2 separate regions of the Homo sapiens genome follow, and region 1 is linked to region 2. Evidence: read pairs that join two places in POLR2A ChIA-PET (ENCODE). Cell type or tissue: A673. All regions are shown on one strand.

What was found. ChIA-PET counts read pairs that join two places held together with the same protein. Peaks named below come from ENCODE experiments on the same cell type or tissue, not always from the same donor. Only the 100,000 strongest peaks of a DNase experiment are listed, where the experiment ranks them.
Region 1: POLR2A ChIA-PET joins it to region 2 with 10 read pairs; 2 of 35 experiments call an interaction of 5 or more read pairs at or near these places.

Annotation. Positions count from the first base shown.
Region 1 is chrX:40,762,485-40,770,484 of GRCh38, forward strand. No RefSeq gene overlaps it. Among named protein-coding and RNA genes, the nearest start is that of MED14OS, 31 kb to the left of the region's middle. In A673, no CTCF peak of the experiment used is centred here; no DNase peak of the experiment used is centred here.
Region 2 is chrX:40,992,454-41,000,453 of GRCh38, forward strand. No RefSeq gene overlaps it. Among named protein-coding and RNA genes, the nearest start is that of USP9X, 89 kb to the right of the region's middle. RefSeq lists an enhancer at 4,563-4,857 and a silencer at 4,622-4,681. In A673, no CTCF peak of the experiment used is centred here; a DNase peak (open chromatin) is centred at 4,688; H3K27ac peaks cover 450 bases.

The DNA of each region.
Region 1 (8,000 bases), 230 kb before region 2:
GTCATTGATTTTAAAAATAAATATTTTAAAATCTGGCATGCCATGTGATTAGAATCCTCAGTCACTAAATCAGGAAATTTCCATTTTAAAAAGTAAAATGTTGGTCTTTTGGATATTTCAAGCCCTCCTCCACACACACTATTCTTATCCCAAGACTTTTATTTCAGCCATCATGTAACATCTTAAATTTCTCCACAAGTAACTTTATATTTTTGTCTTAAAATCCTCAAATGTTTAAAATCATGCATTTTAAACCTTTTAAAAGTCCTAGTACTCTTAGTAATTTAATGGTGTCCAAATGTGGAAGTGTAACTTCAATTCATTAGCTGAGAATAACTTTTTAAAAATTACAGCAACTAAAACAATAAGGATTACCAGAAAGCATTTGTGTTGATTACTGAGCTTCCATGATAAAAAGCAGTAGATATACTTCTCAAGTCATTATATTTTATTTAGGACCCACAGAAGCAAACTCACATACTTATCAAATATTTTAATGTAAATGCATTAGAAAGCAAATCTTAATTTTTATTTATGTATGTATCTATTTAGGGACAGGGTCTCACTATGTTTCCCAGCCTGGGGCATAGTGGCACAACCATAGCTCACTGCAGCCTGGAACTCCTGGGCTCAATCAATCCTCCCACCCCAGTCTCCTGAGTAGCTGGGACTACAGGCACATCGCACCACACTTAGCTAATAAAAAAAGAAAAAATTAGAGATGGGGTCTCACTATTTTGCCCAGGCTGGTCTTGAACTCCTGGCCTCAAGTGATCCTCCTACCTCAGCCTCCTAAGTAGCAGGGAGGGGTTACAGGTATGAGCTACTGTTCCCAGCTAAATCTTAATTTTTGAATCAACTTAGTTTCAAATATCTTTCTGACTATCTGTAATATTCCAATTAAATGCCATAATAGCTGGTTTTGCTTTAAAATTTGGGGAAGACTAATTAAAAGTTTTGATAAGGAAAATTAAAAATACATTGCAGAGTGATGATGTCCAAATAAATTGAAAATCAGACTTAAAATTAATAGGCAAGTGCCTCATTAACACCATCAAGCAATTCTGATATTTGAGGAACACAGATGCTAGTTCCAGAATCCTCCCCTGCTTCTTTCTTTATCCTTCCAACTTAATTTGTACATGTTGTCAACAGAGAGAGATTTATAGTAAGCAGAGTTTGATGAATAAAATTGTATGCCTACTAATATCTGTATCTAAGAAATACTTAGCTTATTTTATTTAAATCTATTCAAAATTGAGATAACACTGAAAAGGAGATTACAGTGAAAGATTTGTTTTTCTGGATATCAGCCTGTCTCTCAAATTTCTAGGGTGGAGAACCGGGGAAGGAGAGGAATGAAACAAGAAAGGAAACAGATCACAAAGGAATTACTGACAGGAGAAAGAATAATACATACCTAAGAACAAAACATACAAAACCCAACATTATCAAATTCTCCAGTCTGAAGAAGGAGGAGCCCACATTCACAACTCCTATAAACACATTGAATGAGGATCTGACAATGTTATATTTTATTGTTTAGAGTTATACCCATTGATACTGTTCAAAGGCTGGGATTGAAGGATGTGGAAGAAATAACTTGTCAAAAATATTTGCTGGCCAGGCACAGTGTCCCATGCCTGTAATACCAGCACTTTGGGAGGCTGAGGCGGGTGGATCACCTTAAGGTCAGGAGTTGGAGACCAGTCTGGCCAACATGGTGAAACCCCGTCTCTACTAAAAATATAAAAATTAGCCAGGCGTGATGGCATACGCCTGTAGTCTCAGCTACTTGGGAGGCTGAGGCAGGAGAATCGCTTGAACGTGGGAGGTGGAGTTTGCCACAAGCCGAAATTGCGCCACTACACTCCAGCCTGGGAGACTATTTCAAAAAAAAAACAAAAACAAAAACAAAACACTACATGTTGTCACTTATAACTGGGAACTGAACAATGAGAACACATGGACACTGGGAGGGGAACAATACTCTGGGGGCCTGTCAGGGGTGGGTTGTGGGGAGGGAGAGCATTAGGAAAAATAGCTAATGCATGCTGAGCTTAATACCTAGGTGATGGGTTGATAGGTGCAGCAAACCACCATGGCACACATTTATCTATGTAACAAACCTGCACATCCTGTACATGTACCCCGGAACTTAAAATAAATAAGTAAATAAATAAATAAAAAGAAAAACAAAAACAAAATTTGCCCAGTGACCAGTATAGTCCTTAAAGCATAATATTCAGCCAACAGCTCCCTGTTCAAACACAATCAGAGTAGGCAACATGATTCATTTAAAATACTTACTTAGCATCTACTATATGCCAGGGATGATTCTAAATACTGAGACTAAATAAAATAGGTAAAAATTCCTGCCTGCATAAGATTATATTCTGGTAGGAAAAGCCAATTGAAACAGGATCAATAAGTAAAGTTATAGAATACAGATATAGATATAAAAAGAGCTATGTCAATAATGTTAAGTACTAAAGAGAAAACAATAAAGCCAGGAAGGGAAATAGGATGTTTGGGCAGGAGTGGCAGTGGTGGTGGTACGGATATTAATACAAAGGTGACATTAGGTAGTAGCTGAAGGACGTGAGGATATTCTGGAGAAAGAGCATTCCGGGAAGAGTAAATGCCAAAATCTTGAGACAGGGGCTTGTCCAGTGTGTTGGATGAATTACAAGCAGGCCAGTTGGCTGGAGTGATGAGGTCAGACAGGTACTTGAGGGCAGCTCATGCCCAGCCCATTGCAAGGTCTTAGAACTTGACTGTGAGTGGGCTGGAGAGACACGGGAAGGTTTGGAGGAGTATCATCATCTGAGTTATGATTTTAACAGGATCACCCTTACTGCTGTGATGAGAACAGAATGAATCAAGAGAGGGCGTTTGTATTAGTCTGTTCTCATGCTGCTAATAAAGACATACCTGAGACTGGGTAATTTATAAAGGAAAGAGATTTAATTGACTCACAGTTCAGCATGGCTGGGGAGGCCTCAGAAAACTTACAATCATGTCAGAAGGGGAAGCAAAAACATCCTTCTTCACATGGTGGCAGGAAGGAGAAGTGCCGAGCAAAAGGGGGAAAAGCCCCTTATAAAACCATCAGAACTCGTGAGAACTCACTCGCTATCACAAAAACAGCATGAGGGTAACCATCCCCATGATTCAATTACCTCCCACCGGGTCCTTCCCAAGACACGTGGGGATTATGGGAACTACAATTGAAGATGAAATTTGGGTGGGGCACAGCCAAATCATATTGGCGTCCTTTTAAGGTTAGAGATATAATAGCTTCTTTGTGGGTACACTGATGGAACAGTCCAGTAGAGAGGGTAAAACTGATGATGCGAAAGAGAGACGGGATATGTAATAACTTATAACTTATCAGCAATTTAGCAAAGACAGCTAACCAGTACCTTAGGTGACATGGTTTGGATGTTTGTCCCTTCCAAATCTCATGTTGAAATGTAATTTCCAGTGTTGGAGGTGGGGCCTGGTAGGAGATGATTGGATCATGGGGGTGGATCCCTTATTTACGGTTTAGCTCTATCCCCTTGGTGGTAAGTGAGTTCTCACTCAGTTCATGTGAGATCTGGTCATCTAAAAGTGTGTGACACCTCCCCACCACCACTCCTGCTCTTGTCGTATGATGCTGACTCTCCCTTCACCTTCTGCCACAATTGTAAGCTCCCTGAGGCCCTCACCCAGAGCAGATCTTGGCACCATGTTCCTTGAACAGGCTGCAGAACCATGAGCCAATTAAACCTCTTTTCTTTATAAATTATCCAGCATCAGGTATGTCTTTATAGTGACACAAAAACAGCCTAATACATTAGGCAATCCAAATGTATCTAACATACTATATAATTTACTTATTTATCATATTCGTTGTTCATTGTCTATCTGCCCCCACTGGAATGCAAGCTCTATGAAGGCAGGGACTTCTGTTTTTTTCATTTGCTTATCTATCCCACGCACAGGCTGTTACCCAGCACATAGCAGGTGCTCAATAAATTTTTGCTGCACAAACATATTTTATGGGCATAAAGAGAAAAAACAGTCTGTCATATAAGTACAACCACTTAGTTTGGAGTGTGGAGCAGCACTTGGGGATGATGAAAAGAGATGGTGCCTAAAGAAATACAGAGAGAAATGCCAAGCTAGCCATTGGCAAGCCACCATTCCATGGGGACACAGAAATACATTGTCTTTTTATCCTTCATGTTTTCTGCTTATTTTTGAAATCCCTTTGTATCCAGAGTAAAATGTAGGGAAGGAGCTTCATCATCTGTCACGTGTTTACCTGAAGTATATGCTTGATAAATATAGCAGTTTGAAAGGCTGCCTAGATGGAGGGTTCTACACTGTTTTTCACAGAGCTCACCAGGTCAGTGATTCTGGGGTTAGGCCATGTAAATCTCCTAAAGCATCCCTATTCCTGAAATACACACACTTATCACTGAGAATCACTACAAAAGATGAAATATTTTGAATATCTTAAAGGATATTTTTAGGGAAGCATTACATATTCACTTGGCCAGACAACAAAAGTCAGTTCTCTCGATGTTTTTATACAATATGCTGAGTATTCTCTCTGACAGTTACCAAGGCCTAAGGGAAAGTAAAGCTGCTGTGACACAGTGACACTCTTATCCGGAGCATAAAATAAATGTCAGAGTCTCTCCTGTAGTCTGCAAAACTTAAGAAAGGGCATATTCTCTATAACACAAGCTATAATTTCTAATGCTTAAAAGGTACCTTATTTGAAAATAATACAGATTAAATTGCTATTTCAAGGCTGAAACTCACATATTGCTTTGAGCTTAAGTGACCATTGCTCAGAAAATAAACTGGACATTATTGTAAGTGATAAATACACTTATCTCTTTGTTATAGAGAATAACACTTGCTTTTCCTGTCCTCAAAGAAACGGTTGTCGTCATCGTAACCGAATAAGTTACAGCTGAGTTCATCATCGCATTCACACAAGCCTGCCATTTTAAACAAGGAAGAATTACTGCAGTAAACAACTTTATAAATAGAATGGATAGAAGCCATATTTTCCATTTATTTTATGAACTTATTTTTTTAGAAATGGGGTATCACTATGTTGCTCAGGTTGGAATGCAGTGGGTATTCACAGGTCTCATCATGCCCCACTGCAGCCTCAAAGTCCTGGCCTCAAGTGATCCTCCCACCTCAGCCTCCAGAGTAGCTGGGACTATAGGCACGCACCACCACATCTGGTTAGAAGCCATATCTTTTAAAAGATTTCTTGATCCTTGAATCTTAGGGAAAAGGCAATTTTGATATCTCTTGTGACAGAGATGAACTGATCTGATAGGTTACTGGGTTTTTCTTTCTAATTAACATACAATATTATTGACGTTTTTGTGTGCATACACTTCTGTGAATTTTAACACATTTATACATTCCTGTAACCATGCCACAGTCAGATACAGAACAATTACGTCACTCATTCCCCACCCTGCCAACTCCCTTAAACTCTATCATTGTCACAGGAGTTGGCAAACTACACCTGAGTCAAATCTGGTCCATAGCCTGTTTTCTTAGGGCCCAGAAGCTAAGAATCATTTTAACATTTTTAAAGTGTTGTAAAAAGAACAAAAACAAGAGACAAAAGTAAGGAATATGTGACAGAGACCGTATGTGGCCCGCAAAGCCTAAACTATTTACTATCTGGCCCTCTACAGGAAAAGTTTGCTGTCTCCTGCTTTAGGATCACACCTTCCCCCAACTACTAATCCTTGGAAATCACTGACCTGTTTTCTGTCACTGTAGTTTTGTCTTTTCAAACATAGCATATATATTCCATTTATAAATAGAATCATAGAGTAGGTAGCCTTTTGAGTTGTTGTTGTTTTTGAGACGGAGTCTCACTCTGTCGCCCAGGCTGGAGTGCAGTGGCATGATCTCGGCTCACTACAACCTCCGCCTCCAGGGTTCAAGCGATTCTTGTCCCTCAGCCTCCCAAGTAGCTGGGACTACTCTTGTTGCCCAGGCCGGAGTGCAATGGCATGATCTTGGCTCACCGCAAGCTCCACCTCCTGGGTTCAATTGATTCTCCTGCCTCAGCCTCCCGAGTAGCTAGGATTACAGGCATGTGCCACCACGCCCAGCTAAATTTTTTTTTTTTTTTTTTTGAGACGTAGTCTCACTCTGTCGCCCAGGCTGGAGTGCAGTGGCGTGATCTCGGCTCACTGCAACCTCCGCCTCCTAGGTTGTAGCAGTTCTCCTGCCTCAGCCTCCTGAGTAGCTGGGATTACAGGTGCGCACCACCACACCAGGCTAATTTTTTTTTTTTTTTTTGAGATGGAGTCTCACTCTGTCGCCCAGGCTGGAGTGCAGTGGCGCGATCTTGGCTCACTGCAACCTCCGCCTCCTGGGTTGAAGCAGTTTTCCTGACTCAGCCTCCTGTTTAGCTGGGATTACAGGCACGCACCACCACGCCTGGCTAAATTTTTTTTTTTTTTTTTTTTTTTTTTTAGTAGAGACGGAGTTTCACCATGTTGGTCAGGCTGGTCTCAAACTCCTGACCTTGTGATCCGCCCGCCTCGGCCTCCCAAAGTGCTGGGATTACAGGCATAAGCGTGGTGGTGCCCAGCAATTGTTTTTATTTTTAAAACAGACAGGGTTTCACCATGTTAGCCAGGCTGGTCACGAACTCCTGGCCTCAAGTAATCTGCCGACCTCGGCCTCCCAAAGTGCTGGGATTACAAGCGTGAGCCACCGTGCCTGGCCTCCATTTCTATTCTTTTGTTACTTTGAGAATATTACATAAACGGAATCATATAGTATGTGACATTTTGAGGTTGGCTTTTTTTGACTTAGCATACAGCAGAATACCCTTGAGAACCATCCAAATTGTTGCATATATTAATAGTTAATTGCTTTTTAACTGCTGAGTTATCTGTGGTATGGATGTACCACAGTATGTTTAGTCAACTATAGAGGAACATTTTGATTGTTTCAAGGTTTTGGACATTGCAAACAATATTGCTATGACCATCTGTGTACAGGTTTGTATGGACACAAATTTTTATTTCTCTGGGATAAATACCCAGGAGTGTGATTGCTGGGTTGTATTTTTAGTTTTTGCCCATTTTAAAAATTGGGCTGTTTGTTTTCTTACTGTTTGGTTTTGAGGGTTCTTCGTATACCCTGGACTGGACATACAAGTTCTTTTTTTAAAAATGGATCATACTTTTGGTGTTGGGTCTAAGAAATCTTTGCCTAACCACTGATGATGATGATTTTCTCCCGTGCTTCTTCCTAAAAGGTTTACAGTCTTATGTTTTACATTTAGATATGGAATCAATTTCAAGTTAATACACTGTTGGTGGGACTGTAAACTAGTTCAACCCTTATGGAAGTCAGTGTGGCGATTCCTCAGGGATCTAGAACTAGAAATACCATTTGACCCAGCCATCCCATTACTGGGTATATACCCAAAGGACTATAAATCATGCTGCTATAAAGACACATGCACACGTATGTTTATTGCAGCACTATTCACAATAGCAGACTTGGAACCAACCCAAATGTCCAACAATGATAGACTGGATTAAGAAAATGTGGCACATATACACCATGGAATACTATGCAGCCATAAAAAATGATGAGTTCATGTCCTTTGTAGGGACGTGGATGAAATTGGAAATCATCATTCTCAGTAAACTATCACAAGAACAAAAAACCAAACACCACATATTCTCACTCATAGGTAGGAATTGAACAATGAGAACACATGGACACAGGAAGGGGAACATCACACTCTGGGGACTGTTGTGGGGTGGGGGGAGGGGGGAGGGATAGCTTTAGGAGATATACCTAATGCTAAATGAAGAGTTGATGGGTGCAGCACACCAGCATGGCACATGTATACATATGTAACTAACCTGCATATTGTGCACATGTACCCTAAAACTTAAAGTATAATAATAATAAAAGAAAAAAAAAGAAAAAAATTT
Region 2 (8,000 bases):
TGAGATCCTGTCTCTACAAAAACGTTAGAAAATAAAAAACTAGATGGGCATGGTGGTGTGCTCCTGTGGTCCCAGCTACTCGGGAGGCTGAGGTGGGAGGGTTGCTTGAGCCCAGTAGGTCAAGGCTGCAGTGAGCCATGATGGCGCCACTGTACTCCAGCCTAGATGACAGAGTGAGACCCTGTCTCAAAAAAAAAAAAAAAAAAATTTCCCGGTGTGTTAAATTCTCTTCCTGATTATTTGAGACTCTCTGACTTATCTGAGACCCTTCTTGACTATTTGAGACTCTTCCTGATGACTTTGAGCCCCTTCCTGTCATTCTTTTTTTTTTTTTTTTTTTTTTTGAGACAGAGTCTCGCTCTTTCGCCCAGGCCGGACTGCAGTGGCGCTATCTCGGCTCACTGCAAGCTCCGCCTCCCGGATTCACGCCATTCTCCTGCCTCAGCCTCTCGAGTAGCTGAGACTACAGGCGCCTGCCACCGTGCCCAGCTAATTTTTTGTATTTTTAGTAGAGATGGAGTTTCACCGTGTTAGCCAGGATGGTCTCGATCTCCTGACCTCGTGATCCGCCCGCCTTGGCCTCCCGTGATCCAAAGTGCTGGGATTACAGGCGTGAGCCACCGTGCCCGGCCCCTTCCTGTCATGTTTTATGTCCTTCCTCACTGGTTCGAGACTCATTCTTACTCGCTTAAGACCCTTTCTGAAATGTTTGAGACCCATCCTGATCTGGTAAAAGTCTTCCTCATAATGTTTAGACCCTTCTTGGCTTGTTTGCTAGATGCTTTTCCTGACATATTTTTATTTTATTTTATTTTATTTTAAGTTCCGGGATACATGTGCAGGATGTGCAGGCTTGTTACACAGGTAAAAGTGTGCCATGGTGGTTTGCTGCTCCTATCAACCCATCACTTAGGTATTAAGCCCAGCATGCATTAGATATTTATCCTGATGCTGTCCCTCCTCCTGCCCCACCCCACCCCCCAGACAGGCCCCAGTGTGTGTTGCTCCCTCCCTGTGTCCCTGTGTTCTCATTGTTCAGCTCCCACTTATAGATGAGAACATGCAGTGTTTGGTTTTCCGTTCCTGTGTTAGTTTGCTGAGGATAATGGCTTCCAGCTCCATCCATGTCCCTGCAAAGGACATGATCTTGTTCCTTTTTACGGCTGCATAGTATTCCATGTTGTATATGTACCACATTTTCTTTATCCAGTCTGTATTGATACTTGAGACTCTTCTGGACAGACATGAGATGCTTTCTGATGTATTTGAAGCCCACCTTAATACATGCAAGACTTTTCCTCATGACTTTGAGGCTGCTCCTGTCATGTTGGAGGCCTTTTCTGACTTGTTTGATACTCTTCATGACATATTTGAGATGCCTGACATATGTGAGGCTTTTCATGGTGTATTTAAGACACTTTCCCTTTCTTTCGGACCCTTCCTGATATGTTTGCAAAACATGCCAATTTGTTAGAGATACTTACTGACCTGCTTCAAAAGTTTCTCAACTTTGAGACTCTTTTCTGTTTGAAATCATTCCTGGTGAATTTGAGACCCTTCCTAATCTATTTGAGACTCTTCCTTATGCGTATGAAACCATTTTTTACTTGCCTCATTTTACTTGACTCTTCCTGACATACTTGAGATGCTTGCTGACCTGTTTGAGACACTTCCTGACCTATTTGGTATCATTCCTGGTTATTCAAGACTCCCTAAAAATCTTGAGACACCTCCTGACATGTACGTGATATTTTCTGGCTTGTTTCAGAACCTTCCAGACATGTTTGAGACCCTTCCCAGAAAGGGCCCTTTTGGGACCTTTTTTTAAGACAGGATCTGGCTCTGTCACCCAGGCTGGAGTGCAGCCTAAGCCTCCCAAGTAGCTGGGGACTACAGGTACATGCCACCACAACTGGCTGATTTTTGTATTTTTAGTAGAGATGGGGTTTCACCATGTTGGCCAGGCTGGTCTTGAACTCCTGACCTCAAGTGATACACCCGCCTTGGCCTCCCAAAGTGCTGGGATTACCATGTTGGCCAGGCTGGTCTTGAACTCCTGACCTCAAGTGATACACCTGCCTCGGCCTCCCAAAGTGCTGGGATTACAGGCGTGAGCCACCACACCTGGCCTGGGACCCTTTTTTGAAGCTTCTCTATCTTAGTACAGATTCTCCCTGTCTGTGTAAGACCCCTTCTTTTTTTTTTTTTCTGTTTTGAGACAGAGTCTCGCCTTGTCGCCCAGGCTGGAATGCAGTGGTGCTATCTCTGCTCACTGCAAGCTCCGCCTCCCAGGTTCAAGCAATTCTCCTGTCTCAGCCTCCTGGGTAGCTGGGACTACAGGCGAACGCCACCAGGCCAGGCTAATTTTTTGTGTTTTTAGTAGAGATGGGGTTTCACCACGTTGGCCAGGCTGGTCTTGAACTCCTGACCTCGTGATCCACCCACCTCGGCCTCCCAAAGTGCTGTGATTACAAGTGTGAGCCACTGCGCCCGGCCAACACCCTTTCAAAGATCATTAAAACGTTTCCTTACAACTTTGTGACCCTTGCTTATGTATTTGAATCTCTTACTGTCTGCTTAAGACCTTGACTGACATGTTTGAGACCCTTCTTGTCTGAGTCCCTTCCTGATGTATCTAAAACTCTTCCTGATGACTTTAAGACACTTTCCTAACACGTTCGTGACCTTCTATAACTTGCTCGAGCTGTTTCCTGATACTTAAGATCCTTCATAATTTTTTGAGCTCTTTCAGACTATTTGGGGGCCCTTTGTGACATATTTGAGACCTTTCTTATCTTGCTTTAGATGTTTTCTGACTATTCAAGATTGTTTTCTTCTGTTTGAGATCCTTCCTTATGTATTCGATACCCTTCTTGAGTTGAGAACCTTCCAGAAGTATTTGAGATTGTTATTGACTTGTTTAAAGCTCTCCCTGACTTGTCTGAGACTCTTCCTGATGTATTTGAGACAATTTCTGGCTTGCTGGAAACCTTTGCCAAGGTGTTGGAGACTTTTCCTTACTATTTGAGAGTCTTCCTGTCTGACTGAGACCCTTTTGGACATGTTTGAGATCCTTCCTTCTTTTTTGATACTTTCTGACTTCTCCATTCTCACTTTTTTTATTCTTCCTGTCATATGTGAGTCTTTTCCTGACCTATTTGAGACTCTTACTAACCAGTTTCAGACCTTCTCTGGCCTCTTTGAGACTTGTCCTTAAGTATTTAGTTAACTTTTCCTGACATCTTTGAGACCCTTCCTGTCTTTTTGGAGATTTGCTTTTGATTTGTTTCTGAGTGCTGAATCAGTACCTGGTACAATCTTAGGAGGAGGCAAAAAGACAGTTATCCTCAGAATGGAGAGGACCTTTCTTCAAGCATCTAATCAAAACATATATATGACCATGTGTCAAGAAAAATCAGGCTGGGCACGGTGGCGAATGCCTGTAGTCTTAGCTACTTGCAAGGCTGAGGCAGGAGAATCGCTTGAACCCTGGAGGCGGAGGTTGCAGTGAGCCGAGACGGCGCCACTGCACTCCAGCCTGGGTGACAAGAGCGAGACTCTGTCTAAAGAAATAAAAAAGAAAGAAAAGAAAAATCTATCAGTGCTTTCCTTTCATCCAATCCTCAATTGAAAATGAAGAGTTGAGACTTTTCTTGGCGATAGGACATTCCTGGTCTTTTTTCTTTTCTTTTTCTTTTCTTTTTTTTCTCTTTTTTTTTTTTTTTTGAGACAGGCTCTCGCTCTGTCACCGAAGCTGAAGTGCAGTGGTGATCACAGCTCACTGCAGCCTGGACCTCCTGGGCTTCAGGGTCAAGCAATCCTCCCACCTCAGCTCCCTGAGTAGCTGGGACCACAAACATGCTCCACCATGTCCGGCTAATTTTTTAATTTTTTGTAGAGACCTGGGTCCTCCTATGTTGCCCAGGCTGGTCTCAACTCCTGGGCTCAAGTGATCCTCCAGGCCTCCCAAAGTGCTGGGATTACGAGCATGAGCCACTGCACCAGGCCTTTCCTAGTCTTTTTTTTTTTCCAGAGTTTCGCCTCTGTTGCCCAGGCTGGAGCGCAATGGCACAATCTCAGCTCACTGCAAACTCCGCCTCCCGGGTCCAGGTGATTCTCCTGCCTCAGCCTCCTGAGTAGCTGGGATTACAGGCGCTTGACACCATGCCTGGCTAACTTTTTGTATTTTTAGTAGAGACGGAGTTTCGCCATGTTGGCCAGGCTGGTCTGACCTCAGGTGATCCGCCCGCCTCCGCCTCCCAAAGTGCTGGGATTACAGGTGTGAGCCACTGCACCAGGCCTCTTCTAGTCTTTTGATCAAAATTATCTCCAATTCTGCCTAAGTGTCTGTGTTTTTCGTTAGAATATAGTTTTGGCTGTTGTCTCTGAGAACCAAAATAACAATGTCTTACGATAAAGAAAGCAGAGCATTTCTCCCTCTGGGCATATGTAGTCCAGAGCTGCTCTTTCAGCACCATGGTGGTTCCTGGGCTCCTCCTGTGTTATGAAATTGCCATCCCTGAGTGAAGCTTTGTCCACATGGTCCCAGATGGCTCATTACCACATCCCTCTTCCAACCAGCAAGAAGGGCAAAGAGGAAGCAGATAGCAAGCTCTGCTCCTTTAGGGACATGATCCAGAAGTTGCATACATAAGTTCTGCTCACATATAGTTGGCCAGAATGTAGTCACATGACCACATCTAGCTATAAGGGAGGCTGGGTAATGTAGTCTCTATTCTGGGAAGCCATTTTACCTTCTTAAATTCGGGGTTTCTATTGCTACCAAAAAATGAACAAAAAGGATTTGGGGGAACAAATAGCAATCTAGTCACAATCTCCCATTTTGAAACTTAGAAGTTTTCAATTTGGCTAAGAAAAAAAAAAATTCCCTCCTCCGGCAAGAGAAAAAAAAAAAGGAACTTCCCCCCTTTTCTCTTCCTTAACTTGGTAGCTCCCACAGAGGAATGGTTTTTAATGCTAAGCAATGAAAGCAAACGGAAAAAAGGCTGCTGGAATTTGGAGTATTTCTTTGTAATCAAGAATGCCTTGAGATATCAGGCTAGGACCTAAAGACCAACCTGAATTTTGTAATTGAACGTCTGTGTCTGCAGCAAAAGCACAGAACATTTTTAGATGCAGATAGTATCAGATCACCATCTGGACTATAAATAATTTATACATTTCAGATACCTGGGAATCACATGGGCCAGGAACAAATAAGGTACTAAATCTCAGTGAGAAAAAATATCTCCAAACATTGTATCTGTGAATCCAATTTAAAGTCGAATGATGGTTTGGAGAATTGAATAAAAATACAGGAAAGATCTCTATTGCTTACGTAAAATTGAATTCGCATTATTTTTTATTTTAAAAAATATACAAAGGAAAGGCTGAACAAATTAAGCTTAATTCTCCACAATCCAGTCATGGGGTGGGTGGGTTGGGGGCAACTAGAATTGATTCCATATCCAATCCCCTGTCTTTGGGTTCTAGAGGTAAGACGCTTATCAGATCCTCTCCAAGTAGTGACTTTGCACATTGGGCCGCAACTTTGTAAAACATGATCACTCTTTTGACTATTTTTGAGAGAGCTTGCTGAGGCATCTGACTGAGTACACTTAGAGAATGACAAAACATGGCAGAAAGAGAGTCTGGAGGCTGATTCCGGGTTGGCAGTGGGAGGATGAAACAGAACACTGGGCTGCCCCAAATCCAATGGATGGGGCACGGACAGGGGCCAGGGTTCAGTTGGGCATTGCCAGAAAGTCACAACAGATGTTCTTTCAGAGTGGAGCCAGGAGCCTGAAACCTACAAATGAACTCGGTTAGGAGCTGGCAAGATAACTTGCCCACTGACCTTCACCAAGTACTTGTCGGTGGCCTTGCTCAGCCTTTACAGGCCCAGCCATCCACCTGCCAACCTCTCTCTGGACAGTGCCTTAAAGGCTGCACAGAGGAAGTTTCAGCATTGTACTCTCTGGAATGGAGTCTAGTGAGGTGGTTGGGCATGTTTCTGTGTTTTTGAGAAATGGGTGATCACGTGAGGTCCCTCTGAATTGGAATACGTGTGAACACAAATAAGTGTCTTTAATCACTTAGAATTTTTGTTTTATATTTATTCAAAGAATTCTTTTAGACTTATCTAGACATTTGTTTTTCTCATATATCACTTTTGGACATACCTTAAAAAAGAAAATTTAAGTTGGTTAAAGTATTCCTAAAACTTCTTTACATTCAGAACCCAGCTTTTCTGAATCAACTTTTAAAAATTGAGATGCAACATTGTGTGTGTGTGTGTGTGTGTGTGTGTAATTTTTTTTTTTTTTTTGAGACAGGGTCTCACTCTGTCACCCAGTCTGCAGTGCAGTGACACAACCATGGCTTACTGCAGCCTCGACCTCCTGGGCTCAAACCATCCTCCCACTTCAGCCTCCCAAGTAGCTGGGACTACAGGTGTGAGCCACCACACTCAGCTAATTTTTTAAATTTTTTGTAGAGACACGGTTTCACTATGTTGACTAGGCTGGTCTCAAACTCCTGGCCTCAAGCAATCTGGCTGTCTCAGCCTCCCAAAGTGCTAGGATTACAGGCATGACCCACCACGCCTGGCCTGTATATATTAAAGTATGTAAGGTACACTAGTCATAAATGTTTATATACACACACACACACACATATATATAGATACACATAGATACACACACATATATTCTGATAACCACCATCCAAAGGATGTAGAGCAATTGGGACTTTCATACACCATTGGTGGGTGTGAAAATTCATACCATCACTTTGAAAAACAGCTTTATGCCCGGGCACAGTGGCTCACACCTGTAATCCCAGCACTTTGTGAGGCCAAGGCAGGCAGATCACCTGAGGTCAGGAGTTCAAGACCACCCTGACCAACATGGAGAAACCCCATCTCTACTAAAAATACAAAATTAGTCAGGCATGGTGGCACATGCCTGTAATCCCAGCTACTCGGGAGGCTGAGGCAGGAGAATCACTTGAACCCGGGACATGGAGGTTGCGGTGAGCCAAGATCCCACCATTGCACTCCAGCCTGGGCAACAAAAGAGAAACTCCACTCAAAAATAAATAAATAAATAAATAAAAGAAAAACAGTTTTACAGTATCTACTAAAGTTAAACATATGCCTACTTTATGAACTAGCAGTCCCTCTCCTGAATATACACTCAAGAGAAATGAGTGCATATGTCCACCAAAATGCATGTATAAGAATATCTAGGGCTGGGCATGGTGGCTCATGCCTGTAATCCCAGCACTTTGGGAGGCCGAGACAGGTGGATCACTTGAGGCCGGAAGTTCAAGACCAGCCTGGCCAACATGGCGAAACCCTGTCTTTACAAAAAAAAAAAAAATACAAAAATTATCTGGGTGTGGGGGTGCGCACCTGTAGTCCCAGCTACTCAGGAGGCTGAGGCAGGAGAATTGCTTGAACCCAGGAGGCGAAGGTTGCAGTGAGCCGAGATCACGTCACGGTGCCCCAACCCGGGCAACAGAGTGAGACTCTATCTCAAAAACAAAAAAAAAAACATAATATGAGGTATTATATTACTTAGATTATAGATGAAGTGCTAGAGGAGTCCAGAGATCAGGGAAGACATCCTGGAGAAGATCATACCTTCATTCATTCATGTTGCAGCATTTATCAGTACTTCATTCCTAGTTATAGCAAACTAATATCCATTGCGTGGCTAGACAGCATTTTGTTTATCCATTCATCCGTGGATGGATATTTGGGTTATTTCCATCTTTTGGCTATTATGAATAATGCTGCCCTGAACATCTGCATACAAGTCTTTGTGTGGACATATGTTTTGGCCTCTCTTAAGTAGATACCTAGGAGTAGAATTTCTGGGTCATATAGTAAATTTATGCTTAACTTTTTAAGAAACTGCCAGACTGTTTTCCAAATTCATTATACCATTTTGTCATACCACCCAGCAATACGTGAGGCTTTCCATTTCTCCACATTT